Linked DNA regions of Mus musculus: all the other regions are linked to region 1. The links are chromatin contacts, found by POLR2A ChIA-PET in ENCODE. All regions are on one chromosome and are shown on one strand. Each heading gives the region's core, a stretch centred on a gene start or an enhancer-like site at or near the end of the contact. The rest is flanking DNA. Distances are from core to core; before and after follow the strand shown.

Evidence for each region. ChIA-PET counts read pairs that join two places held with the same protein, here RNA polymerase II (POLR2A).
Region 2: POLR2A ChIA-PET joins it to region 1 with 36 read pairs in Patski. The contact joins the promoter of Nudt13 here to the promoter of Saysd1 in region 1. POLR2A ChIA-PET finds 5 or more read pairs at or near these places in 3 of 5 experiments (Patski and embryonic stem cell).
Region 3: POLR2A ChIA-PET joins it to region 1 with 36 read pairs in embryonic stem cell. The contact joins the enhancer-like site here to the promoter of Saysd1 in region 1. POLR2A ChIA-PET finds 5 or more read pairs at or near these places in 4 of 5 experiments (Patski and embryonic stem cell).

Annotation. Positions count from the first base shown.
Region 1 is chr14:20,080,236-20,084,736 of GRCm38, forward strand. It overlaps Saysd1 (SAYSVFN motif domain containing 1), which reads right to left and starts at 2,937. Exons shown (of 2, transcript NM_026209.1): 1 at 2,643-2,937. The coding sequence starts at 2,852.
Region 2 is chr14:20,291,886-20,296,379 of GRCm38, forward strand. Nudt13 (nudix (nucleoside diphosphate linked moiety X)-type motif 13) reads left to right here and starts at 2,805. Exons shown (of 9, transcript NM_026341.3): 1 at 2,805-2,907.
Region 3 is chr14:19,856,960-19,861,154 of GRCm38, forward strand. No RefSeq gene overlaps it. Among named protein-coding and RNA genes, the nearest start is that of D14Ertd670e, 20 kb to the left of the region's middle. Within about 2 kb of position 2,511, at least 1 of the 3 ENCODE cell types and tissues checked has a DNase peak (open chromatin) inside an H3K27ac peak, as active enhancers do.

The DNA of each region.
Region 1 (4,501 bases), core at 1,687-4,186:
GATCAGAGGCCACACCAGATGTTAGGCCATTAAGCTAGAGAGCCCATCTTCAAGGTCACATGTACTTTGCAAAGGAACTTCTATGTAGTGGCACCTGAAGCTTTATTGTACATCTAGACTTACCTCTTAGAAATCCTTTTTCAAATTCTATTGTGTTTAAATATGCATGCCCATACTATATGGCCTGGCATCAGACTCTCTGAAGTCTGCTCCAGGTCAATGAAATCAATCTGAATCAAGTTTTCATTCTCACCTCTTTGTGGTTCCTTGAAACCTGCAGGGAGCAGGGACCCCCTCATGTAATAGATCAACTTAAATGATTTTAATGTGAGCAAGATTAGCCATTCTGGTATAACGTGATTTGGGGGTAGAGTGGGGTCTTTGTTTTCAACATGGTTTCTTCCTTATGTAGCAGTCCAGCTTCAAGTTCACAACCTGCCTCCCTCAGACTCCTAAGTGCTATGATTACAGGCATGCACCACTACTCAGCCATCTTATTGGGAGGCAGTCCTGAGGATGGAACCTAGGGAAGTGAACATGTTAGTCAAGTCCTTTGCCACTGATTTATACCCCTGCACTTGTTTGTTCATGTTCCCATTACCTTTTTGGCGGTGCTGGAGATCAAACCCAGTACATCATACATGCAAAAGAACAACTCTGGCCCTGATCTACGACTCCAGCTCTTAAAACTTTCTTTTAAATTTTGAAACAGGGTCAAAGTCGAGCCTTGAATTCACAATCCCCTGCCATAGCCTCCTAAGGAGCTAGGATTACAGTCCTTCCTTACTAAGGAAATCCCCACCCCTAGACAAGGCCATAAAACAGGGCAAAGACTCCAAAATGCCTGCCACCCATATTCTCCAGAAAGCAGTCCACCCCCATTAACATGTACTGGAACTCTGGAGGTAAACCAAAAAAGGCAAACTGACTTATCTTTCACCTGCTGCCCAGAGGTTAAACAAACAGATTCATCCCCCACACTTATTTCAAAAAGCAGTTTACCCAGAAAAGCAGTTTCTGGGTCTGGCAAAGCCATGCTCTCCCAGTCCCTGATCCTACATGGCACGTTCTCCTGTACCCTCAGGTACTGATCAGCAGGGTTTGGGTGTGCCAGCCTCTCAGAGCAATAAAAGTCTGCTTTGTGTAGAGGTCAGACTGGGTCTATTCTCTGTTTTCCTCATTTGACTTCTTACAGACCCAGCCCTATGTATGTATTTGGCTCTTGTTATGGTTACAAGAAACTAAGGCCCTGTGACTGCTGAAAAGCGTAGTGTGCTGGTTCATTTCTTGTCAATTTGACCCAAACTAGAGTCTTCTGGGAAGAGGGAATCTCAATTGAGAAATGAGAGTGCCAGTAGGCAAGTCCATGGCCTGTAAGCTAAAATAAGCCCCTTCCTCCCCACATGGCTTTGGTTATGGTGTTTATCAAAATAACAAAAACCAAACCAGGACACAAATTTCCTCCTTGGAGTGTTTCATATTTCCACCCAGGGATTCCAACCTCACAGGCAAGTACCTTTGCCAGGATACTCCTGTGTGGAACTATATGAAGCCACAATGAGATTCGAATGGGCTATCATACTTGTCCAAATTATTTCTACCTAGATCACTCACAGTTGAACTTGAATACCCTTCTCTAGTCCAAGAGGGGCCTATAAGCCCATGCACATCACTCTAGGCAGTTACAGTGGCCACACTTCCATAGTCAAACCCCGTTTTGCACAGGCCAGACCTTGCTTAGCTTCAGAAATCAAGCTGCATTCAGAACAGTATGGCCATAGTCTCAAACCTCTTTTTGTTTCCTGGTCCAAATCCCATTTCTAAAGTACAAGCTACCCGAGACACTGGCTTCCTCTACCCAAGGTGTGAATAAAGTGCAGCCTTAATTACTGCCACCTCTGAGCCATAACCAGTAAGGCCTTTACCCCCTCACTAGCAGTGGATGCAGCTCAGTGGTTTCAGACCCCAGGACAAGGTGCTGAGGTGTATATTTTACACACCAAGCAGACCTGGCCTCCAGGTTCTCCAAGCATCTCTCAGTCCCTACCTAGCATACCCTACCCCCAACCCTGAACTTTCCAGCCCACAGGCTCTTTACTATATAACCCAGACTTTTTTTTGTTTGGTTGGTTTTCTCTCTTCCTCTTCTTCCTTTTCCTTCTCTCTTTCTCTTCTCCCTCCCCTCTGTCTCCCTTCTCATGGCGACTTCCCTGGCCTCCTTCCTAGGGCCAGTGAACTCATCGGCACAAAAGCAGCTTCCCGATAAACCTATATATATACTAATCTGGCTTGAATTGGCTTACTTCACCAGTGGAGAAATAACTTATCAGTTTCTCAAAGCCACGAATCTCTGTCATTAACTCGCAGTGAACAACTGGAGAGCAGAGATGTTTCTTCAAGCTCCCTAGAGCTTCGCTTTGTTTTCAACTAGTTGCTGCATAGGATTGTCTGGGATGGAAAACGTCAAGGCCACGTATCATGTGCTGATACACAGAGCGGAAATGCGGTGTCCAGCCACGAGGCAGGCGAGGAGAGAGCGCACAGGACAAGGAAGAGCCAGATATCCTGGGTGTGGCTTGGGCAGGCAGGGGCGTGGCCCCCGCGCGGAGGCGGAGCTTCAAGGTGCAGGCCTCTCTCCTCACCTGAGGCTGGTTGGGCTGAGCCTGAGCGATGGCGGGGTTGGCTTTCCGTTTCAGGAAGCGTGTCAGCCAGCCCGTGGCTGTCTTTGGGGTCGCCGCCGCTGGCTCCGCCTTCGCTCCCGAGGTCTGTACGCTCTGACTGGACGTGGAAGGCTGGGCTACCAGACTGGCCCGTTTGCGGGCCTCCCGGAACTCGGCTAACCGCTGTTCCATGGTGCGCAGCCGCCCGCTCGCCGGTGTGTGTCCAGGCCTGTCCTCGGCCGCCGTGCGCCTGCGCACGTGGCCCTCTGTTGCGCCTGCGCGTTGCATGAGCCCGGGTCGGAATTTTCCAAGGCTTTGTGACGTCTGGTGACCCTCCTGTACCTGGAGCGGTCCTCGGTTCTCGAGAGGAGAGTGAACTGAGTGTCCCATCTCCTCCGGCTAAAAGGTTGCGTTTAAAGTATGAGAACCGTCAGATGTTCCGGCTCTTGCCCGGGCCGCAGAACTCAGTTCTGACGTGTTTGCTCCTCACCTCAGGTTCAGGGAAGAACGCATGCGGGGAAGCCAGTGGTCAGCACCGCAGAAAAAGCGTCTCGGGACGCGGGAGGAGACCTGTGATCTCTGGGAAGTTTCCCGTGTCAGAAAGGCAGGATGCGTCCTACCTTCTAACTCTTACTGCAGTCTATCAGTCTCGCTGAAGGTGTTCACACCTCCATTTTCTTAGCATTTAGTTTGCTTGCTACACTAGAAAGATGCATTGACTAGACAAGAAATGTAAAACAAACGAACTTACTGAGGAAAAACTTAAATACACAAACCTGGGGGGGGGGGTTGTCAAAAGACTTTAAAAGCTAAGGATAGGAGGAAGCCAGACTGAAACTGTCTTATGGCCATCACAGGGCCACTCTTGAACTCCCAGCAGCGTGTTTGCCTGCACAAAACCAAACGACCCAACCTTCGCAAGCCCCCACTCCTAACTGGGGAGCTACTTATGGGTGATGATTTCGGGCGGGGTAGAGAGTCAGTTTCATGTAAGCCCTGGTAGATCCTGGTGGATTGCTCCATACCCATGAATGGGAATTTGTGGACTTCTTAAAAAGTGAAAAAGAGGACAAGGTGCGAGAGGGGTCAATGTTGGAGGAGTTAGAGGAGGAGAATGCATATGACCAAAACATACTAAAAATATATAAAATCTATAAATCGTAACTATAGTGTGTAACTACCATCCAGTAAAGAACATTTCTAGAACTCTGGGTGTTCTTATCCTTTCTTGCAATTAGTATTTACCCAAAAATTAAAATTTTAGATCTTACAGTTTTACAGATTTTTAAAGCTCCAAGCTAAGTACCAAGGATTTAGCTAAGTAGCACTTGCAGAATTGAGTCTCAAATACTTGTTGGATACTACTGAGTTCGAGTCAAAAAGCTAGAAAATATTCATTTAACAAATGTTTGTCTAGGGCTATGTGTTGAGTTCGGCACCAAACATTAAGGATTGAGAGCAGGAGGCAGGGATCACAAATGAAATAAAGACCTTTGCTTTCTACATTCTAATTGGAAAGATTTTTTTGTTGTTTTGGGTTTTTTGTTTTGGGTTTTGGGTTTTTTTTTTTTTTTTGGTTTGTTCTTTTGTGTAATGTGTGTGTGTGTGTGTGTGTGGTCTGTATGTCAGTGCAGTTGCTTGTGGAAACCAGAAGAGGGTGTTGAGTCCCCTGGAGCTGGAGTTCCAGGCAGTAGCTGGGGAAGCATTCTTAACTGCTGAGCCATTTCTCCTACTCCCAAAGTGGAGTTTCTATGGCAGTGTCATGTTGAGAAGCTATGAAAATCTCTTTCTCATCAGTCATAGGCCTGTTTCCCCTTAGAGACTGCAAATCCTTTTTGTTC
Region 2 (4,494 bases), core at 1,555-4,054, 210 kb after region 1:
CCCCAGCTGCAGGGCAGGGGGAGGCTGTAGCTCTGCCCTTTAATAAATCTTGGTTGGCCCTTTTCCCTGAGGATAAAAGGCACAGCAGAGAGAGTAACTCTTGCTGGCTGTGGCTTTAAAGACAGTGTGGTCCAGTGGAGAGAGCAGAACATATGGGTTTCATTAGGTGCACAGTCTTGGGAGGCTCTTCAACTGCCTCAGTTTCCTTGTTTGTCAGAATAAGGATCAAGATCTTGCCTCTGTGTGCCTTAGGGGTGTGAGTGTACTGAGAGCATAAAGTGAAGTAACATAAATGAAAAAGTTTATTGGTGCCAACTGTGTGTGTGTGTGTGTGTGTGTGTCTGTGTGTTTGTACGCACATGTGTGCATGAGGATGTCAAAGTTCAGCCCTGGGTGTTATTCCTCAGATGCCATCTATATATTTTACATTAATTAATAAATTTAGTGTGCGGGCCATGGCTCTGGTGTGGAGGTCAGAGGACAGCTTTAGGAGTCGGTTCTCCCTATCCATCATGTAGGTGCTGAGGACGTAGCAGCAAGGTCATTTATCTGGTGAACCATCTCTGAGGTTCCATTCTGTATTCTTGATGGAAAAAACTGGGCACAGTGGCCTGCACTTATAATCCCAGCACTGGGGAGGAAGAGACAGACAGGTTCCCAGGGTTTGATGACTAGCTAGCATAGCCGACTTGGAGAGTTTCAGGCTGAGAGATTTTGTCTCAAACACCCATGTGAACAGTGCCTGAGGAATGATGTCTAATGGCCTACACACACTACACACATACACAGAGAGAGAGAGAGAGAGAGAGAGAGAGAGACAGACAGACAGACAGACAGACAGACAGACACACACATTCTCTCTCTTTATACACACACTACACACACACACACACAGAGAGAGAGAGAGAGAGAGAGACAGACAGACAGACAGACACAGAGAGAGACAGATAGACCCACACATTCTCTCTTTTTATACACACACACACACACACACGTTCCTCTCACCATTAAAAACTGGCTAGCCATTAAACTAGGCCTGCTGTCCTTTTTCTGATGATCTAGATCTGTGTTCAGATCTATATTCAGGAGTTAGTAACCTTGTCCCTACAATGGTTCTTTTAAAATGTCCTCTTGTTCCGCTTAAGCCCTTTGGTGACATTCTATCCCTCTCGGAATAAACCCAGAACATTATAATGGCTTTATAAAAACATAACACTCGTGAGGCTCCGTGTGATCTAGTGCCTGTCTATTTTTTGACCTCATCTATAATGATCTGTCCTACATTTCTTTGTTTTACCTTTTATTGTTATGTGTTATGGGTGTTTTGTCTGTGTATACTGTGTACCACATTTGAGCAATGCCCACAGAGGCCAGAAGAGGACCTCAGATCCCTTGGAACTAGAGTTCCAGAAGGTTGTAAGCTGTTATATTGAAGCTGGGACTCAAATCCAGGTCCTCTAGAAGAACAATCAGGACTCTAAACCATTCTGCCATTTCTCCAGCCCCAGTCCTAACCTTTCTTTACACCCGCCAGGCACATCTCCACCCCAGGGCCTTTGCACGAGCTTATTTTACTCTGTCTACAAGTCTCTCCCCACAAATCCTAACTTGGCTGTTCCTGTCAGCTCTGTCAAGCTCTTTATTCCAGTGTTGCCTTAACAATGAGGCTATCCATCCTACGTAAAATAGCAAAACCGCTCCTCCTCTTACCATGCTTTAACTTCTGCCCCAGCACTTACAACCGTGTGTACAGTTATTTATTTTGTTTTCTCCCATAGAATTTTGTTTACATTAAGATGCATTTTTTATGTATCCTGTACTTTTAATATTTTGTCTCATTAATTATATTTTGAAGAGCTAGGGAAATGGCTTAGTGGTTAATAGCACTGGCTTCTCACAGAAGCAAGCAACTCCCATAGTAAGAAAGAAAGCAGCCCCAAGTAGCTTTACTGGAGATTCGTCTTAGATGGTGATTGATCCTACTGATTGACCAAGGTAAGAGTTTTACCTAAAGCGTCTATATACCTAAGCACAGTCCCTCGTTTATTTAAAGCAAGGTATCAGTATGCACCCCTGATAACCTGAGTCTACTGTGTACACTGGGCTGACCTCAAATTCAGAGGGCTCTGCCTCTGTCTCCTGGGATTAAAGGCAGGCCTGGAACTCCTTTTTTTGTTTTTGTTTTTGTTTTTCGAGACAGGGTTTCTCTGTATAGCCCTGGCTGTCCTGGAACTCACTCTGTAGACCAGGCTGGCCTTGAACTCTGAAATCCACCTGCCTCTGCCTCCCAAGTGCTGGGATTAAAGGCATGCACCACCACGCCCGGCTAAGCCCGGAACTCCTAACCTTAAAAAAAGATTTTTTTTTCATGTTCATATGTACATGGCACATGTGTGTCCATGGGTGCACATTAAAGTATGTGGGTGTAGAGGGTAAAGTTGACATGGAATGTCTTCCTCCATGGCTTTCCCCTTTGTTCATTGAGGCAGGGTCTCCCACTGAACCTGGGGCTCACCAATTCAGCTAAGCAGCATCTAGCCCAGAAGATCTGGAAACTGTTAAAGCTATTTGTTTGTGGTGGGTTTCACTATATGCTTTATAAGGTTAACTTTGCAACCCAAGGTTACAAGCTCCCGGCCTAAAAGTTGAACTACAATTCCCAGAGTGCATCGGTAATCTCTCTGAGACTGCTGGGAAGTGTGTCAGATTTCCACTTACCCAACCACCCCTACGTGCGCTGTAGCGATGAAACTACATTTCCCAGAGTGCATCTTTAAGGAGGATTCTGGGAGGTGTGGCAAAGCGTCAATCCCACTGGGAAGGGAAAAGAGAAACCATTTGAACTTGAACATTTGGAGTTTCCAGGGGCGTGCAGACCATTGGGGCATAGAAGGCATCTCGAAAAGAGTGAGTACAGGAAACGAAACCTGTTCTAAGTGCAACTAGGATGTAGTAAGGAGCCATAATCAAAACTTGCCAGACGCTCTCGGTTACAGAGTTTGACAGTTTTAACTTAAACCTTTCAAATCTCGAGAAACCGGACGTTTTTGTACCCAACATTGAGTACCTCTAAATATTTTCTGAAATATTTTTGAAGAGCTATTTAAAATGGAAGTTTCCAATATTTCACCTTTTCTCTTAATTTTTTAAATGGTGGCGGGATCTTTTAGAAATAAACCATAAAGCTTTTTATATAAACCAGGGCACAGAGACCGTGAAGTCTGCAACACGGCTGCTCATCAGCTTCCAGCATTCCCAGCCATCGAAGTCCACAGTGGAGTGGCTGCTCCCTGGGCACCTGTGAAGATTCAGGAGGAACCCACGGTCACGCTTTATGCCTTTCAAGTCATTCCATCTGGAAAGATGAACAGAATGAGAAATGTGTGTGTGTGTGCCATAGAAGTTGTTAGTTCATACGTTCAAATGCCTTGGCATTTATTAGTTTTGAGTAAAAACAACGTTACCTTTCATCTCATCGATAATTCTTTGTATACACACACACCAGGAGCGTCAAGTGTGGGGATGCTGTTTGACATATTGTCCAGTCGTCAGGCCATGATAATCGACAGTTGGCTAAAATTAATTTGGTATCAAATATTGGACAAGAAACCAGGTAGCTGTATGGCCATACAAGAGCAGTGAGTAGTTACAGCTCGATTCCCAGGACCCATTAACCTCACCAGAGGAATTCCAGTAGCCTAAATTTCCAGTAGCGTGAAAATAACCTCTTTTAGCCGTTAGTCCTGGAAACTACTGGTTTTGTTATACATTATTGTATTTATATATACATATATATGTGTGTGTATGTATGTATATGCATGTGCTTTAAAATTTAAAGATAGCCTATAATCCTTCCTGCTGAAGCAAAAGAGTCGCTATGAGTCTGAGGCCAGCCTGGGTTACAGAGTGATACTTTGTCTCAAAAATAAATAAATAAATGAAATTTAAAATCAGTAAAAATAAATAAGTAAATTTTAGTCAGGGCTGGAAAAGTGGCTCAGCAGATAAAGTGCTTGCTGAGTTTGAGTCCCCAGGACCCATGTAAAGTGGGGTGCAATAGTGCACATCTGTGACTCTCTGGAAGCTCACAGGCTAACCAGCCTAGTATACACAGTGATGAATGACAGAAATATCATGGCTCAAAATAAGGTGGAGGGTGAGGACCAACACCTGAGGGTGTCCTCTGACCTGTACACTTATCCTGTGGCATGTGTGTGCCTGCAGTATCTCTCTCTCTCACAGTCACATGCATATGCATCATGCACATGCAGTCACATACTTAGGCACCAAACACATATGCATCACACACACACACACATACACACACAATTGTAAGTGTACAAATGAACAGTTTAATTGCATGTGCCCCTGTCAACCTTCATCGCCATCTCTTTCTCCTAAACTAGCCACTGTCTATAGTCTGTGTACTTCTGAAAAATACAAAAGCCTAATTATAATCTCAGCATTCAATAGGCAGTAGCAGGAGGATGGGGT
Region 3 (4,195 bases), core at 1,261-3,760, 220 kb before region 1:
ACCCAGGAAAAGAGTTAATCCAACTATAACTTTAAAATTTATTGTCTAGCTGCTAGAAGGACAAACAATCTATGAGTCAAATTTGAGATTGTTGTGAAGGAGGGGCATGCAGAAGGACTTTTAAAGGGAAAAACCTTCAATATCTTTGTAAATAAGTAAATACTGTTTTGTTCTGCTAAATTAAGTGGTTAAGGCAATTCAAAACAATCTTTGTGTATCTGTGTAAGCAAGTTGCAGAAGTAAAAAAGCAGTTAGTCATATCATAACAAGTAGATAGTCATAGCTGTCCATTTCTGGGTGGTGGTCACTGAATCAGGGTTACTGGGAACTTATCTTTCAGGGAGTGGAGTCAGAGACAATGGCTGGCAAGTACCAAGATGAATGCTTAGCATATAATGGAGTTTCATTAGCCACACAGAGTCATTTTGATGGCCCAAGCTTTCCTCACTACAGTCAAAACCTCTGAAAATGAGAGCCAAATAAACCTTTCCCTTATAAACTGTTATGCCAGGCATTTTGTGATAACAACACAGTTTGACTAATATATCCACTAAGGCACTGAGGCCTTTCCATCCACCAAGCCAGTTTCTTAGTGAAAGTCCTTGGTCTCTGCTATCTCAAGCAAAACGTTCCAACTATTGGTCCTTTTGCATCCACTTATCATCATGCAGCTGGGGTGAAAGTCTAAGTACCAAGTCAAATCTTGACACTTTTCGGGGCTCAGTGATGCCTCTGGAATGAAAAAGTCTGGAGAGCCTTGCTAAGTAAAACAAATTATGAATTTTGTTTTATTGCAGAAAGTTATGGGAGGTTTCTGAAGAGACAAGTATTTGGTACAAAGGAGATTTGCTCCAGAGGGACAAAAGGCAGCAAATTAGAGACAAAGATAGAAGATAAAGGACAATGGAGAAGGGGACAGGAACAAGAGATGGGGGAAGGAGTATTAGCCTGAGAAGGACAAAGGACTGCCTCTGAATAAAGAGGAGACAGACATGACCCATAGGCAAATGGCAGTTTGTAAAGGTAAAAGGGGAAATCCCATGTTAAAATGAGGTGTTTAATTTTGACTGGGCATGTTAATTGGAACAGCCAAAATGGGGCTTTTGATCTGGACTTTAGTATTTTGATAGCTGGACCTTGGTAGTTAGCCTGAGGAGGAGGAAGTGGCCAAATAAGGGAATAGATCTTGGTAGTTAGCTTTAGGAATGTAATCTAAGGGTTTTTAATAAGGCAGAGGAAATGGGGAAGGGCAAGGCCTGCCAGAGCCATGTTTGCCATGCCTAGGCAGGCCACAGTCACTTCAGTTTGTTTTGTTAAGTCACTAACAAACAATTTATACTTCTAGATTCATAACTTTGTTGTTTCCAACAGTTATACATATTATAACACAGTCCTTAACCAGTTCCAACCAGGCCTGCCTCTCCCACATTAGAGGGGCTGTTTACAACCTAACAAGCAAACATCACTCTGCCCCTGCTTGCACGTGACCATCCTTCCCAAGGCTGTGAGCAGCAAGATCACCTGTTCATTAGCAGGGTGTTTTGGGAGCTGTGCTTAGGAAGGCATTGTTGGCCAAGGTTTCTCCAGCTTCTCTAGCTTCCCTTAGACTTGCTACTCATTTGCATTTAAAGGGAGTATAGTTCTCTCACTGGGTCCCTACAGTGGCGATTCTGAACATAGCTATAGCTCTTGTCACCCAAAGTGAAGTAACTTCAATTAAATTATTTATATGTATTTATCTATCATATATGAATTTTAAGCATGAATAATACATAAATATAAAATAATACGGTGTTCTAACCCCATGGCCAGGCATGGGAAATCTCCCTTTCAGTTGTTGATCAGGGGATTCCAAGAGACACCATCCCCAAACCATCTAGGGTATTGTCATAATCCTTGGTTATCACCTTGAAATTGAAGGTAAGATCTCATTGCTGAAGATACCACATACTTCAGACACAGAAGTATGACTTTCATAGTGTGAGAAGGTACTGTGCAAGCAGACGAGAGAGAGAGGAACAATCAATAATCCTACCCAGGTGGGGTGGGGGAGGTGAGGTGGAGTGGAGGGGTAGGGACATCTTCTCGGAGACAGGGGTGGGAGGAGGGTGGTGGGAGGGAGAGGAATGGGATGAGGAACTGTCAGAGGGTAGACCAGGAGGAGGATAATGACTGGACTGTAAAAAAAAAAACGATTAAAGATAATAAATTAAATAGAAAGAAGGAAAGGAAGGAAGGGAGGGAGGGAGGGAGGGAGGGAGGGAGGGAGAGAGAGAGAGAGAGAGAGAGAGAGAGAGAGAGAGAGAGAGAGAGAGAGAGAGAGAGAGAGAGAAAGAAGTGTCCTTCTGAGAACAGGCCAGTAGAGGGAGCTTGTAAGAAAATATTTCTGTCTAGGAGCTGGAAAATTCCCACCGAGGAGACTCCGTGATTTTAATTATTGTAATTAATGGTAAATTCAAGCAGACTTACACAGGACACAAACCAGAACAGCCACAAATTTGCGGAGGTGCCAAGTGCAGGAAGCCCAGTGGAGAGCCTTCCAAAGTGCTATTCAAGCTCCGGGTTCCAAGCCTCATTCCCATTACATAATTCAAAAATCTGTGGGATTTAGGATGTGCAGTGTTTAGGTTCGTCAGAGCTATCTAAGCTTTCTGAGAAATTATTCCCAAGTAGAAAGTCAGTGCTGGCTGGGAGCTGTGAAGAAGCTGTTGTTCTCTAGACTTTGCCTTTCTTGCAGCTTGAAGACAGGGAGCAAGAATGTCACACTGATGGATGAAACCATCCAAGGAAAATACAGAAACTGCAATTTGAGTGCTAAGTAATTTCCATGTCAAAACTTCTCTTTTGATACATATTTTTGGTTGTGAGCCTAGCCTTTAACGGCTGAGCCATCTCTCCAGCCCTTGATACATATTTTTAATAAAATCTATCTATCTATCTATCTATCTATCTATCTATCTATCTATCTATCTATCACTGTTGTTGCTATTGTTGTATACAGAGTTTCTCTGTGTAGCCTTGGCTGGCCTAGAACTTACTCTGTAGACCAGGCTGGCCTCAAACTCAGAGTACCTCTGCCCCCTTGGGTGCTGGGATTAAAGGTGTATACCACCAGTGCCCTGCTCTTTTGAGAATTTTAATCATTATACTACAAACACCAGGTGAACTTGGCTATGGCTTTGGTTTGTTAACCCCTGATCTAAACCAACACTTAGCCCAACCTTCGAACTTCATCTGCAGTGTCTGTGTTTCTCTTCAGGAATACTTGGATAAATATTTGCTTCCTGGGCCCATGTAGAGATAGTCACCTCAAAAACAAACAAAACCCCAAACAAGAAAATTAAAAACAAACAAACAAAAATTAATCAAACAAACTACACCCCCCCACACACACACCACCACTACCACCACCACATTTCTTTGAGCACTCCAGAAAGAGAGGCAGATGGATCTCTGTGAGTTGGAGGCCAGCCTGGTCTACATTGTAAGTTCCAGGACAGTTAGTACTGTGTAGAGAGACTATGTTGTGGTAAATCTCCTCCCAAATATGCCCCGGCAATGACAACACAACTCAGTTAATATGAATACAAGCCATGCGCCTAGATTGGGCAGATCTACCGCTACACTACCATCTTCTCCTGAAAGTATAACAACGTAAAAACAGAATTCTAGGCCTTTAGGCCCAGGCTTGGGAATGTGGCCTTTGTAAAGGTATGCTAATCATAAAAGAGATAGCGACATTCCTCTACCCACCTGCTTCCTGGGTTCAAAGAGTGCTCATTCAAAGAAAGTCACCCTGGCCATTACCAGAACCTGCAATGCAAATGTTCTATTGTTAGGGGCTCTTAGAAGCTGTCTTGAGAGTTAACAATTACCAGGTATTCCTTGTGACTCTTGTAACTTTACACTTCCTTGTGACTCTTAACTGGTATCTTTGGTATCTTCCAACAACGCCCTCCCCACTTCCTTGAGTTTCTGGTTTCTTCCTTTAAATACCCCCTTACCCAGCTACTCGGAGCGCCAAGGTCCTCTACCCTGTGTGGTGTATGACCATGGGCCCGAGAGCGCTCTTGAATAAAAATCCTCTTGCAATTTGCAGCAAGACCCGTTTCTTGTGGGTGATTTTGGGGTGTCGCCTCTCCTGAGTCAGAATGTGGGGGAGCCCTCACATTGTGGGTCTTTCATTCCATCTTAT